Linked DNA regions of Homo sapiens: region 1 is linked to region 2. The links are chromatin loops, found by intact Hi-C in ENCODE. Cell type or tissue: dorsolateral prefrontal cortex. All regions are shown on one strand. Each heading gives the region's core, and the rest is flanking DNA. Links, peaks and the distances in the headings are about the cores only.

Region 1 (7,640 bases), core at 1,326-6,325, 620 kb before region 2:
GAAGAAGCAAGGTGGGTAAATGGCCCAAGTCACCAAGATAGTAAGTGAAGGAGTTAGGATTGAAACCCAGACTTTCCTCCAAGTTCCATGCTGTCTCTGCTCCCAGCCAACTCAGCTAGCCCTGGGAGGAACCCCTTGACCCCACCTTTTCCAACCATGGAGGCTGTTAAATGTAAAGCCTCACAGCACTCTTACAGAGATGCAGACAGCCAGCTTCCTCCTACTCTGGCCCTCCACCCTGACTCACCCCTTCTCACACAGGCCAGCCATCTCTCCTGGCTCCACATCCCGGGGTCCTGAGTCCGATTTGTTTGTTCATCTCCTGCAGTCTCTCCAGCAGTCAGTGACTCCAGGTCTGACCTTTCTGTGGCCACCTTTCTGGACCACCCTCTCTCCTCTAACCCAAACGACCCCATCCACCACCTCACCATCCCTCTCCCCACAGTCCAGCCTGCACAGGGCTTCCAGACTTATCAACCTCAAACAGTTTTCACCTTCAGTAACAAAGAGGATACTACTAGTAGTAATAATGATATCAGACACTTATTGAGTATCATAAGTGTCAGCTGCTGCTGAAATTTGTTTGCATGGATGCTGGAGTCAGAAGGCCACCATGCACAGACAGGGAGAATTCCAGCTCAGCCACCTGCCACCTTCTGAGAGTCTCAGTGCCTGCATCTGTACAATGGGGAAGTGAATGGCTATCTTTCTTATTTCACAGGACTGTGGAGACAGAGGAATGGTGTGATGCACATTTAAAGGCTCTGTTCATGCTGAACAGATGCAAAGTCTTGATTTCCCCCACCAATTTTCTTTCTTTGGTTCTTCTGTCTTCTTTGGGCTATTCCTATTTTGGTTCCTAAACTTTTTAGGAACAAAGATTTTAGAAAGTTCTGGCCTACCTCAGCTGAGGAGGGAAATGAGGGGAAAGGCTGTGGAGTGGGACCGGAAGAGAAAGAGGGCCCCTGCTGAAGGAATCCAGAGCCGGAAGGAGATGCCGCAGGCCAGGAGGCTTCTCTTCCCAGCTCTGGCTCCAGGCCCAGGCCCCACTCATCTTCTTTGCTGTCCTGGGGCTGGGCGGGCCTCCCAGGTGACCTTGGCTCCAGGCCTCTGCTGTCCTTCTCCAACCCCCTCCCCAAGTCCTTAGCAGAGCTCTCCCTATCCCACCCTCCTGGCCTGGGAACAGATAAGCTCCAGCTTATGGCTGTGCCCCAGCTGCCTGCTTAGGTAACACAGGCATCTGCTCACAGCTTTAACAAATTAGGGGAAACATTGCATCACTTTATTCATTTTTATCCCATCAAAAATCATTCATCACAACATCGCAGTCAACTCTCCTGGGAGCTGGAATATGAGAACAGAGAGAAATCTCTGTAGCCTGACCCACCCTAAATCCCTTTCGGAACAAGGGAGGGTTATAAATGAATAAAAAATTTCCCTAGCCTGAATTCCAGAGATCCAGGGGTCAAGAAGAAGGGAAGACAATGTCAGGCAGAAGAAAAGGAGGAAGGAAAATGAGCTGGAGACAGGAAAAGAAAGTGGCCAAAGACCCACTACATTGGCTCTAAGAAGCCTAAGGGACCAGGTCTAGAATTGAGTTTCCCTGTCCATCTGAGGGCATAGCCAGGCTCAAGGATGCAGGAAAAAGTGTCCCTCCATCTTTGTGTGGGAAGCCTCCAGACAGAAAACATAACCACCTTCTGGGGAAGCCGCAGAGCGGATGAGGAAGAACAGTGTGACCACAGTCACAGGGTAACATAACCTCTCTGAGCTTCAGTTTCCTGGTCCATAAAATGGGGGTACATAGAACCCACTTCCTGGGTTCACCCACTTGTGAAGATTCAATGATTTACTGCAGGCATGATTTACTACATGTATTAGATTAAATACATGTGTGATTTACTACCTTTACTACATGCAGTAACTGACTTACTACATATATGACATATAAAATAGTGCCTGGCACATGGCCGGTGCGGAATAAATGGCAGCTTTTGAAATGCTTTCACAAGGTTCAGAGTAGAGTCTTCGGATGCTACCATTTGGGTTTGTTGAAGTACACATGTAAAACTAGTGAAATCAGAATTAGGTTGAAGGATCACATCAAGGCCAGTTTCCTGATTTTAATGTTGTCCTACAGTTATGCAAGATGTTAGCCTTGGGGGAAACTGGGTGAAGGGTATATGGGATCTCTATTATTTCTTACAACTGTGTGTAAATCGACAGTCATCTCAAAATAGAGAGTAAAACAATTACTCTCTTTGCTGGGAAAATAAAGTCCATCCTCCTGTATAGTTGCATATGGACAGACTCCCTCTGGGGGCACAGTCAGGAACCTCACCACTAGGTGAACCTTCAGTCAGGGGTCCTGCTTGTTTGAGGGGGTGGCCCTGCTTTTCACCATATACTCCTTTGTACCTTTTGAATGTCCTACCATAAGACAAAATAGTTAATTTAAAAATTAAAAAATTAAAAGAAAAATGCTTTCAGGCCCAGCTTCACAGCAGCCCTGTGAGACTGGTGGCACAGAGACTGTAACCCAGACTTTACAGATGAGGAAACTGAGGCTCCAAGGTCAAGATCCCCCAGGACAGGAACCCAGCTCATCCACACCTAATCCAGAGCTGTGTTCTTGACTTGCCTCATTTTCATACAGCAAATGAAGGGGTGGAGACACTAAAGAAAGCTCCAGGGCAAGGATGGTCAGCTACAGCATGGCCCGGAAGTGCCCAACCCAGTGGCCATCCTCTCCCCAACCCCACACCCACTGAGTCAGAACCTCTGGGCTGCAGAGCTGAAAAGTAGTGCAGTCCCAGGCGATAACACAGACAGACCTGCAGAGAAACTCTAGGCCTGGGTTAAGGAGACCTGGCTGTAGTCCCCACACCCTGTTGTCATCATGCTATGTGATGCTGGGAAGGTCACCTTCCCCTCTCAGTGCCTCTGCTACCGCCTGTTTAAAATAAGGACGGTTGGATGACACCAGAGATTCTCAAACTTGAGTGTGGTCAGGCCACCTGGAAGGGTTGCTAAAACACAGGTTGCCTCTTCCCAGAGTTTCTGACTCAAGAGGTCTGAGAAGGACCCAAGAATCTGCATTTCCAACACATTCTCGGGTGCTGCTGGGCCAGAGACTGCACCATGAGAGCTACTGGGGTCGGCCCTCTCTAAGCCCCCTCCCTACCAGAGCCAATGTTCTGTGGTTTCATGAGGAATGAGCTCCTCCTAGTCCACCCAGAAAGTCTCCACAGGTTCCCCCAGAGAGTACTGTCTGTTGATATTGGATCTGAACAGTGGACTAAGAGGTCAGGCCAAAGGTAGGTGAGGTCCTTCGGGAAAGGTTCTACCCCTACCCAGCCGTCCCAGGTGCAGGCCGCCGGCTGGCCGGCAGGGGGCCCCTGGGCACCTTCTCTGCATGGAACTCCCGGGGAATTGGCCCAGAAAACCATTCTGACAGCCGGGCAGGGACCAGGCAGGGACCGGGCAGGAGGTGGCCAGCAGGCGTCCCTGCTCTCACTAACTGCCAACCACAGGGGCCTGCAGCTGGCTGAGATTGCGAGGTCAAGAGTCACCCCCACCCCCACCCAGCCGAAACACGCTTCCTCCTGTGGGGGGACAGACATCCACAAGGAGAGGGCCCAGCAGAGAGGATGGGGCCCAGCACGCGGGGCTGCCCAGGTGAGTTCATCCTGAATAATATTCCCTCTACCCAGCTCCAAGCCCCTGCACTTCCCACCCCGACCCTTCTGCCCCTTGTTACCTGGCTCCCACGATGAGCTGGTTCCCGGAGGGGTCCAAAGCCAGCTGGGAGAAATCCCGGGCTCCAGGGTAGGTGAAGTTAGAGACCCACGGCTGCAGGTCTGGTGGAGGGAGAGGCAACCCTGTGGTTACTGTTGGGCCAGAGGCTCCCAGCTGCATCGCAGCAGACCACAGAACAGAAGGGTGAAAGTCAGGGGGAAGTGGGGCGGTGGCACCCGGGAGACCTGGTGCCACCTGCCCACCTCTGTGTGCCCCTAGGGACTTGGGAGTGGGTGTTGTAGTCATTCTTCTGCCACACTCCTTAGCTCAGAGGAGGGCACTACCCTCCCCACAGAGGCATGAAGGGATACTTATACTCGCCCTTGACTTCCCCCAGACCTTCACTAGCCACATAAGTACACACTGGTAAATCCTGCCTGTTCTACCTCTACACTGCCTCTGAAATCCATCCACTTTTTTCCCACTGTATCCCACCTACATCCAAGCCACCACCAGCTCTTGTCTGGAGCAGTGCCAACAGCCTCCTAACCAGCCTGGCTTCCAGGCCTGCCCCTCGAGTCCTTTTCCCACAAAGCAACCTGAACGCTTGTTCTCAAATGCAAATGTGGTCATGTCACTCTCCAGCCCAGAACCCATCCATAGCTCCCAACTACCCCCAGGAAAAGTCCAACTCCTGCGAAGGCCCTTGGGTTCTGGTCCACTGTCCTCCCAAGTCCAGTGCCTGGCACAGTGATTATTTACTGATCCCCTGAAAGAATGATGCTTCACCTTTTACATTCCCTAAACTCTCCACCCCAGCCACACTAAAACACTTCACACTTCCCCAAATCCATCCCACAAGAGCCTGCAAACCTTTGTGCTTCTGTTCTCCCTTGATGGAACAATTCCTGTTCACCCCCATCCCTACCTCCTCCAAGAAGCCTTCTCTGACTGCTTCAAGCCAGGCTAAAGGGCTCCCATAGTCTTCTACTTTACTGCCACACTGTGTGTCTAGCCTGGTAGTTTGCCCTGGGGGCCAAGAAAGACTTTGCTTCCTAGATCTCCAGGCTCAGTCCAGCACCTAGCAGTGTTTGAACGAATATATGAATAATCCTCAATTCCTTCTTGTATGAGGGGAATTGGATTTTCAGACAAGATTCTGCAGAGGTGGGAGGTGCAGAGATTGGGCGGTCAGTGTCCACCCTGCCTCCAAGGAAGGTTGTTCCCAATCAAGGCCTTTCAAAGGGACTGGGTGGGCAGAGAGGAGACCTCACGGCCTCTGGGCGGATGGGGAGTGGTCTGGGAGGGCCTGCTTAGAAAGTGCCAGCTGACTCGCCCGGTTTCCCTCCTGCTGGAGACACACTTCTCCCTTCTTGATTCACAGCCTCCTGATAGCTCTCCCTCAGCCTATGCATGACCCATGGATGGGTGGGAATTGGCAGCAGTAAGGAGAGAGCCATGGAGCAGAGGAACTTTCATGCCGCTGTTGGTAAAGATTCAGGGTAATGGGAGGCACTGTGCTTTCTCCCCACAGTGCCTTAGCAACTGACTCACAGAAGGGCCAGGAGAGAGAGAGAGATAGAGAGAGAGGCAGAGAGAGAGAGAGAGTCTGTGTGTGTGTAATCCAAAGGAAATAAATCATTGCTCATTATCCCTCCACTACAGAGTAAAAGCAGCCCTTCATTTCTGCACGACAGGCAAACATTTAATCGCTCCCTGGAGAACTGGAGGTTTTGTGAGTTGGATGTTTTTCAGAAAACTGTGATAGGCATGATTAAAAAAAGAAGAAGAAAGAAATTCTGCAGCAAAATGAAGCAAACCCCTTGGGCCTGCCTTTGCCCCCAGCAGGTGATTATAGGTTGGTGACTATAGGTTGGCAAGAATTGTCATGTAGTCACGATGGCTTTTGGGCAATATAGGATAAGAAGTGGATCTGGAGTCTGGTGGGTTAGGTTTTTAGCTGACCTCTCAGAAATCCTGGATAAATATTACATTACCTTAGAAATGAAACCAAGGATCCTCCTCCTCCAGGAAGCGTTCCTGGATTACAACCTCTCCACCCTGATCTTATTTTGCTCCACATTCTCTCTATTTTTCCATTCCATTCACATTGTATGTTATGGTGTATTTGACCACTCTGAATGTGGTCAAATATTTTCTGTGTGTGTAGGGCAGGGTCTTCCCTGTCCCTATGAGACTGGGTGCTCCCTAACAGCAGCAAGCACCTTAATTTCCTCCTTCCCTTTCAACAAGGGCATTCCAGATGTAGGCAGCTAAATGAGGGAGGAGGTGGCATGACGGGTCTGCAGTAGATACTCCATCTGGGGACTTCCCAGCTCAGTCTTCACTTAGGCCCTTTCTTGGGGAGGAGGGGAAAAGAAGAGGAAACAGGGTACAAGATGGGATAAAAATGGGGAGGTGGGGGTGGGGGCATGGAGGGTGGTGGCCTCTTCCAGTTTCCGTCCCTCTCCCAGTAGCCCTCACCCACATGGGCAAGGGGGATGGGGGAAGTGGGGAGAGAAGGAGCCGGGCATAGCACGGGGATCCTAGGGGGGCCTTGGGAAGGGAACCAGCCTGCTCGTATTAAACAGGCCAAGGGGACCAGAGGGAAGGCTGTCTTTAAAACACCAAGCACGTTCCGAGCTCTGTGTGCGGCAAAGGCTTTGGACGGTGACTTTAAGAGAAAAAGACATTCTCCATGACACGCCTGTGATTTTAATTATAGTCAATTCAATTACCCACCTTGTGGATTAACCACCGTCATTTGTTAAGTCCAGGCTGGCTTCTCCTGCTGCCTGGAAAGGTAACACTGGCAAATGAGAGAATATGCAGGCTGAAGAGAAACACAGCTTGGCCCCCCTTAAGAGAAACCCACAGGGGAAAATTTAGCCTTACAAAACAGAAAAACAGCAGTCAGATTCTGTGACTGGCAGCTCCTCTAGGGTATTTAGGGGTTATTCACAGCTCAGTCAGGTGTCAGGGGAGAGGGAAACTCACAGTTACAAGGCTGGCAGCCTACAGATTGGTCAGAAAGGAAGTGTAACATCCTAGGGGGCTTGGAGGCTGGGGTTGGTGCTGTCCTTGATTAGGGCAACTTCTCCTGAACACAGCATCCCCAGAGCACAGTCCTTTGCCCAGCATGAATTGAGTCCCTACTGTGTGCTCAGCTGTGCTAAGGGATGTGGGAACACAAGAGAACCAGTCCTGGTCCAGGACCAGAACCAGTACCAGCTGGGCTGAGGGACCAAAGGCAGTGACTTTTAACCAACAATACGAGATCATTAGGTACGCAGAGGAAACTCTTGTTCACCTCTGAGGCCCCACAGCATCCCCTTCTGTGCCTGGCACAAAGCAGGGCCCAATAAAAATTCAGCAAACGGATAGGAAAACTCAAAGCTGTCAGAATGGGGAAGGGGAGAGGGGCATTCCTTCATTCTGTAGGAGGATGGGGCGAGAAGTCAGATTCATTCAATGCATACCTGAGGGTCAAAAATGGTCTCAAGGAACCCAGGCACACACAGAAGACATCTCCCACCTCTCTGACTTCCTCCCCCAACCCAATTTGCACAGATGGAGACCTGATTGGTCGGGAGACAGGGATTCCCCAGCTCTCCTTCCATGTCCCTGCCCCCAGACTCAGCCAAGCCAATATTGCCCCCAACAAAGCCCCTGGGAGGAAATGTTTCATTAGGAGCTGCCACAGAGGCCCCAGTGTGAGGAGGCTAGCCCTAAGAATCCACTCCTTCTGTCCCCCTCTGTCCTCTTCAGTGACAGCCACCAGCACTCCAGGAGCCATCAGAAGTCTGAGGGTGTGCACGAGTTTTGCAGGCTTAGGACATTGTTAATTTACTTTAATCCACTTAAGCCTTCAAAGCCTTGGATCCCAGCTCAAACAAGACAGC
Region 2 (7,640 bases), core at 1,162-6,161:
ACTACCAGATTTTAAGACTTATAATCAAGGTAATCCTGGTATTGGCAAAATAATAAACATATACATCAATAGAACAGAGGGGCCAGAAATAGATCCAGCAATAACTGATCTTTGACAATGGCATAAAGACAACGCAATGGAGAAAGAATAGACTTTTCAACAAATCGTGCCGAACAACTGGATGACTATATGTAAAAAAATAAATAAATAAAACTAGACACAGACCTGACACCTTTCACAAAAATTAACTCAAAATGGATCACAGACTGAGGCGGGAGGATCACCTGAGGCCAGGAATTTGAGACTGGTGTGGGCAACACAGCAAGACCCCATCTCTAAAAAATAAATTGAGGCCGGGTGAAGTGGCTCATGCCTGTAATTCCAGCACTTTGGGAGGCCAAGGCAGGCAGATCTATTGACCCCAGGAGTTCAAGACCATCCCTGGCAACACGGAGAAGTCCCATCTCTACAAAAAGCACAAAAACTAGCCAAGTGTGGTGGTGCACGCCTGTAGTCCCAGCTGCTTGGGAAGCTGAGGTGGGAGGATCACCTGAGCCCTGCAGATCAAGGCTGCAGCGAGCCATGACCATGACACTGCACTCCAGCCTGGGTGACAGAGCAAGACTCCGTCTCAAAAAAAAAAAAAAAATGATATACAATAGATGTGCATATTTTCAGGGTACATGTGATATTTTGACATATTCATGTAATATGTAAAGATCAAATCAGGGTAATCGAGATATCTATAGTAACAAGTTTTCAGACACAATACCAAAGCACAATCCATGAAAGGGAAAACTGGTTAAGTTGTACATTATTAAATTTAAAAATCTGTGCTTCCTCAAAGACACTATTAAAAGAATCAAAAGACAAGCCCCAGAGCAAGAGAAAATATTTGCTGAACACCTGTCTGATAAAGAATTTGTATCCAAAATATAGAAAGAATTCTTAAATCTCAACAAAAAAACAATCCAACTGAAAAATGAGCAAAGACCTGAATAGACACCTTGCCCCAAAAGATGACAAATGAGCATATGAAAAGATGTGCCATAGCATTTGTCATTAGAGAAATAAAAATTAAAACAACAACTACCACTACACGCCTATTAGAATGTCTGAAGTCCAACAAACTGGCAAACTGGACTTGACTAAAATTAAAAATTTCTGCTCCGCAAAAGATACTGTAAAGGGAATAAAAAGACAAGCCTCAGACCAGGAGAAAATATTTGCAAAAGATAATATTTGACAAAGGACTGTTATCCTAAACTTAAAAAGACCCTAAAACAGGGGTCCCCAGTCCCTGGGCTGCGCAGCAGGAGAGCAGCAGGTGAGTGAGTATCACTGCCTGAGCTCCACCTCCTGTCAGATCAGCAGCAGTGTTAGATTCTCATAGGAGCATGAACCCTAGTGTCAACTGTGCATTCAAGGGACCTAGGTTGAGTGCTCCTTATGAGAATCTAATGCCTGATGATCTGAAGTGAAACAATTTCATCCCAAAACCACCCCCTCCCCTTATCCCCAGTCCATGGAAAAAATGTCTTTCACGAAACCAGTCCCTGGTGCCAAAGAGGTTGTGGACCGCTGCCTTAAAAGATACTTTACCAGGCTGAGGTGGGAGGGTCACTTGAGGCCAAGACCAGCTTGAGAAAGATAGCAAGATCCCATCTGTACAAAAAATTAAAAAAATTAGCTGGGCATGGTGGCTCACACCTGTAGTCCCAGCTACTTGGGAGGCTGGGGCAGGAGGATCACTTGAGCCCAGGAGTTCAAGGCTACAGTGAGCTATGATTGCTCCACTGCACTCCAGCCTGGATGACAGAGTGAGACTGTCTCAAAAAAATAAACAACAAAAAACACCTCATCAAAGAGGACCTACAGATGCAAATAAGCATATTAAAAGATGCTCTACGTCATGTATAATCAATACACCACTACACACCTATTAGAAGGGTCAAAATCCAGAGCACTGACAATACCAAACGCAGCAGAGGATGTGGAATAAGAAACTCTCATTCATTACTCTTGGGAAAGCAAAACGGTACAGACACTTTAGAAGACTGTTTGGCAGATTCTTACAAAACTAAACATACCCTTAGCATATAATCTAGCAATCATGCTCTTTGGTATTTATCCAAAGGATTTGAAAACTTGCATCTGCACAAAAACCTGCACACAAATGTCCATAGCAGCTTTATTCACAATTGGCAAAACCTGGTAGCAACCAAGATGTACTTTACTAGGAGAATGGGTAAATTGTGGTACATCCAGACAACGGGGTATTATTCAGTGCTAAAATGAAATGGGCTATCAAGCCATGAAAAGACATGGAGAAAACTTAAACACATATTACTAAGTCAAAGAAGTCGGTCTGAAAAGGCTGCATACTGTATGACATTCTGGAAAAGGCAAAACCATGGAGACAGTGGAAAGATCAATGGCTTCCAGGGCTCTGGGGGATAAACAGGTAGAGTACAGAAGATTTTTAAGACAAGCCCCAGAGTGGGAGTGAAAACACTCTGTATGACAGTATAATATTAGATATATGTCATTATAAATTTGTCCAAACCCAACGATTGTACAATGCTAAGAGTGAACTATGGGCTTTGGACAAAAATGATGTGTCAATGTACATTAATCAATTGTAACAAATGTACTACTCTGGTTGGGGATGTTGATAATGGGAGACTATGCATGCGTGGAGGAAGGGGGCCTATGGGACATGTCTGTACCTTCCTCTCAATTTTGCTGTGAACCTAAAACTGCTCTAAAAAAATAGCATATTTTTAAAAATTAATGGAAAGATGTTTACAGTGAATGAAGAGAAAAAAAATCCTCTCCCAAGAAAAGGAAACTGAACTATAAAAATGACATATCACGGTCATACAAATTTTCCGAAGCTTTCTTGCTCCCTTTTAACACATTGTTCAACTCCTGCCACAGAAGCATAAATCAAATTATTCTTTGGCTAAAAGATGACTCAAGTTTTCACTTTTTGGTTCAACAGGATTTACTCAACTTGGTAACTACTTGGTGTTCCCAACTTTGCAGGACTAACCTTGCTTTTGAAGCTAAGAATAGGTGTAAGGTTGACTTCAGACTATCACAAACCATCGCACCAAAGAACTGCTGAAATATGGCACCCATTTTCATCAAGCAAATCAAACTCATGTTGGATTTAAAGGTATCTTATGCTTTACAATTAAGAAATATTTATAAAATAATCTCCATCAGGGCAATGTAGACAGCTCCAGCTTTTCCTTACCTCGAATCTTAAGGATCAAGTCATCAGACAGTGATAGAAAAACATCCATTTCTATTTTCTCTGCTTAACTTGCTCATTCCTCAGTTTCAGCTATTGATTAATTACTATCTATTTTTATTAGAAGTCATCCCGAAGCCCTATAATTTCTGAGAAAAATCTCCTTACTAATACAAGGGTGCCATCTAGTGGTGACCATAGTAAACGTCTGTTACAGAAAACGTGTTGTGTGTGTCCTCTCTCAATTCTGTATTCTGATGGGACTTTCAAAATTTATCTAGAGGGAAAAAGGTAGTAGAACTACTGTACTTGAAATGAATTTCCAAACACTCATACTTTGGCACGTTTAAACATCTAGCGTACCCTCCTTTTACATCACTACTCAGATCATTGACATTCATTTCTGAAGCAACATCACATTTACAGGTTCACAGAATTTCAGAACGAGTGGCTGTAAGGAATGATAGAGATCATCACGTATTCAGTCCAATGCCCTCGTTTTTCACATGTGGAAACTAGGCCCAGAGGGAAGGTGTCTGACTTGTCAAACGACTAGTAATGTTTCCAACAGGGTGTGCCCTGGGTTGATTTCTGACGGACTGGACAGCCAGCTAATACTATCTCATAGAGAAGGCACCTTAAGGTCTCAATAATAGGTTTCCATTCCAAAGAAAGACTTAGTTGTTCCTGCAGGGACAGCAGAGGATAAAATTCCCTGATCTGGGCTCTCTTCATAGCTTTCCCTTCTGAACTCCAACTAGGCACAGAAATCCTCGGGGACTGTTTTTGCCTCATACTTGGGTGCTGCTCACTGAGTGCTTGCAAAGTGCGAGGTACCAGGTGGTGTATACCTGGGTAAGTCTTCCACCCTCCCTGCTCAGGCTCTTTAGGCTACAAATGAGCATGCTCTATTTCTCTCTTCCTTTCCTTCATCTCAGTTACATTCACACAGAGCAGGGAACAACTAACAGAGCTTGGTGTTCCACGCCAAGGAAACCATATGTACAAAATTATGGAGGTGTGAAAAAGCAAGGTTTATTCAGAGAACAGGGGCTGAAGCTTTGTGTATCAGGAGCACAAGATGCAGGTGCATTTTCTTCTCTCCTTGTCTGGAGGGGAGCAGGGAACATTTGATCAGGAGACAACAGAATGAACCAGAGCTAAGGCAGAGGGAGGCTACTAAGCTGGTCTGGTCTGAAGCGCTTAACTGATTTGGGAAAGATTAAAGTTTGAATATGACCACTTATGGTCTTGACCGTTAGAGCTCCATTGTCAGGATGCTGGAAAACTACTGTATTTGAATAAATGACAAAGGCAGAATTAATTGCAAAGGAGGGGAAGGTTGGATTTGGCAACCTCCTACCCAGGCCTCCAATCTCCCCAGGCGGCTCTCCAGGGGTCAGCCTTAGAAACCTCTAAGCAGGGGAGACAGGCTAGCTGCCTGGCTAGGTTACATCCCTTTCTCCCCCATCCCCCTGCCATCACCACCACTAAACATGCTCCCAGGCAGAAAGCAATATTTAAATCTGAATAAGAAATGTTTGTTATCCATATTTGTGACAGGGGTCCCGGTAAGAACAAGGCTTAAAGAGAGCCAGTAGAAGCTGCGCCAGCCCCCAGAAACTAAAAGGGAGTTAGAGCTTTGGATTAGAAACTTGTTCTTTGGGGATGGTGGTTTTTATACTGTACTGTCTGTATTTTGGGTAATTATTCCTTTTTGTCTCTTTCTTACAATTTGGTAAGGTTCATTTTTAAAATGTCAGCTAAGTGGAAACAATGCAGTAATGTTTCTGTGCCCAGCCACACTGCTGAAGGCTGGGCACAGGTGTGAAAGCAGAATTCCAGGAGAGAGAAATTTGGAGGAATTCCCCCCTTCCCTCTAAGATGCTCTCCTTCCAGAGTTCTCTTCTGCTAAAATTTGGTGGGTTCTGTGTCTGGTTTTAAAAATAAGTGATGGCAGTTCCTTTACAATACTGCATTGTGAATGACTGATAAAAACTTGGCCCTCTCAAAGTAGCGGGGGGGCAGAGGAGGGAGTGTTACAGTTCAAGGGAGGATTCAGTTAGCTCTAATTAGTGGGCTGGAAAGATTTTTTTGGTAGGAAGAGGGGTGGGTCTCCCTAGCGGCTGCTCTGCTTCCTACCTGGCAACCTTTGTTACCTAATAAAATCAGTCTGGAGCCATACGCTACCGATGAATATTAAGGTGATTATGATTTTTTTGGAATTCACTTAAAATTTTTTAATAAAGTGTCTTCTGTTTGAGGGAGGAGTGCAAGCTGGCACACACAGCAAATATCTGAAACCACAAATCCAGGATATCCTAAGTGAAAGGTCTTTTGTCCCTGCCTGTTGATGAAATTAAAGTGCAAATACTAAGCTTTAGATATAACTCTCTGGGCTGTGACTGAGCTACAATTTTCTATCAAAAGAAAACTTCTAGAGTTGGTAGTACAATTTCTGACATGAAAGTTCACTAAATGCACAGTGTCACATCTTACCAAGAGTATCTTCAGTTCCACTACCTGCACCTCTAATCCCCATCCATAAAGAGGGGAACCATATTGCAGAGTCAGCTGAGAACCATAGCCCCCATGCCTCTTCCACAATCTAATCTTGAAGACGACACAGAAAAGATATAACACTTCTTAATACTTCATTCAACACAAATCACACCACATGAATAAAAAACCACAACTCTTCTTTGCAGTATTACGGAAAAAAAAAAAAACATATCTCAGGGTGGGTTTTGGTGTCTGTTTATTTTTTGAGACGGGGTCTCACTCTGTCGCCCAGGCTGGAGTGCAGAGGCACAATTTCGGCTCATTGCAACCTCCGCCTCCTGGGTTCAAGTGATTCTCCCACCTCAGCCTCCCAAGTAGCTGGGACTACAGGCGCCTGCCACCATGTCCAGCTAATTTTTGTACTTTTTGTAGAGACAGGGTTTCACCATGTTGGCCAGGCTGGTCTCAAATTCCTGACCTCAGGTGATCTGCCCGCCTTGGCCTCCCAAAGTACTGGGATTACAGGTGTGAGCCACCACGACTGGCCTATTTTTTAAAATTCTCATTTCTAAAAGGAAAAACACTGAATAAATATAAAAGCTTTGCAAATCTTAGATTGAGGGCTGCAGCCACAGCATTTGAGAAATCCCATCCTTCTATTATCAATACAAAACAAACCACCTACTTTGAAAAAGTTGAGGTGTGGGAACTCATTTACAGCTACACAGAAATGAGCCCCTCCATGGATTTTAGTTGATTGTTTCTGGAGGCCGTATTTGCCAAGTTGCATTGTCACAACCGTGAGCAAGACGCAACCCCAACTCATACTAAGAATGAAGGGCCCTGAAGTGCTCACTTGCAAAGAAATTATAATTTAAGAAAATTAAGAATATGAAAGAGTTACATTTATATATATCTAAATATTGAACATTAGAGGAACAATAATCTTTTAATATTATTCTATGAGATTATGTTGCTTAAGTAATAATAAGAGCTACCATTTTATTGGGCAATTTTCAATACAGCCATGTTTCAGATATTGTGCTGAGTGTTCTTCATGCATTTTTCCATTTAATTTTCACAGCAATCTGTGAGGTAGGTATTCTTATCCCCCTTTTACTGATGAAGAATTAAATGAGCACAAAAATTGAGTTACTTCCTGGAATCACACAGCTAGTGAGTAACCCTAGTCTGACTCAGGTCTATACTTTTCATCAACAATATGTAAACTAAAGGTATCTCAAGGCTTTAAAATAAGTTTCTGAAGACTAAGTTGTTGTAATGAAAACTTTCAGAATGCTACCGAAAAATAAACCATCATTCCACAAATAAACTTAAGTGATCTAAGTAAAAATGAAGCATTGCCTTTAGGTTAATGCTAGAAACAGCTTACTCCTTATTGTTATCTCTAATTCCTTTAAGGAACTGAAATAACTTTGAAATAAGTTTTGGAAATTCCCACCAGAATTTGGTAAGATGATGATCAAATATTCACCAAACTCCTGCTAGGTACTATGTACTTACTGTACTTACCAGGATACAGAGATCAATAAGAAATAGCTCTTGCTCTAAAAATATTCAGTGGTACTGGTGGGGACATGGGTGCGGTGTCAGACCACACACATAATACATTGTGAAGGTATAATACCGAGTTAGGTGCAAGGTATTATAGAAGAGTGAGGAAGAGTCTCTACTCTAGCTGTGGGTGGTAGGGAAGTTTACTGGAAGAGACACACAGAGCTGGCCAGCTGAAGGGGCTGGGCTGCTCATTCCAGGCAGAGAGCAGAGCCTGGGCACAGCGCAGATGAGCATGGAGTGGGAGGCAGGGAGTAGGCACTGGAAAGACTGGAGAAGTGGGCAGGGCACAGATCATGAAGAA

Evidence for each region. Peaks named below come from ENCODE experiments on the same cell type or tissue, not always from the same donor. Only the 100,000 strongest peaks of a DNase experiment are listed, where the experiment ranks them.
Region 1: it touches region 2 in a loop (4-fold over the local background); 14 of 110 quality-filtered maps call a loop at or near these places.

What each region holds. Positions count from the first base shown.
Region 1 is chr3:122,939,676-122,947,315 of GRCh38, forward strand. SEMA5B (semaphorin 5B) reads right to left here. Exons shown (of 23, transcript NM_001031702.4): 4 at 3,761-3,860. Among named protein-coding and RNA genes, the nearest start is that of LINC02035, 57 kb to the left of the region's middle. In dorsolateral prefrontal cortex, for the core only: CTCF peaks have their summits at 3,406 (motif pointing right) and 3,620; a DNase peak (open chromatin) is centred at 3,416.
Region 2 is chr3:123,555,804-123,563,443 of GRCh38, forward strand. All of the region lies in intron 3 of HACD2 (3-hydroxyacyl-CoA dehydratase 2), which reads right to left. Among named protein-coding and RNA genes, the nearest start is that of HACD2, 25 kb to the right of the region's middle. In dorsolateral prefrontal cortex, for the core only: a CTCF peak has its summit at 3,445 (motif pointing left); no DNase peak of the experiment used is centred there; H3K27ac peaks cover 1,593 bases.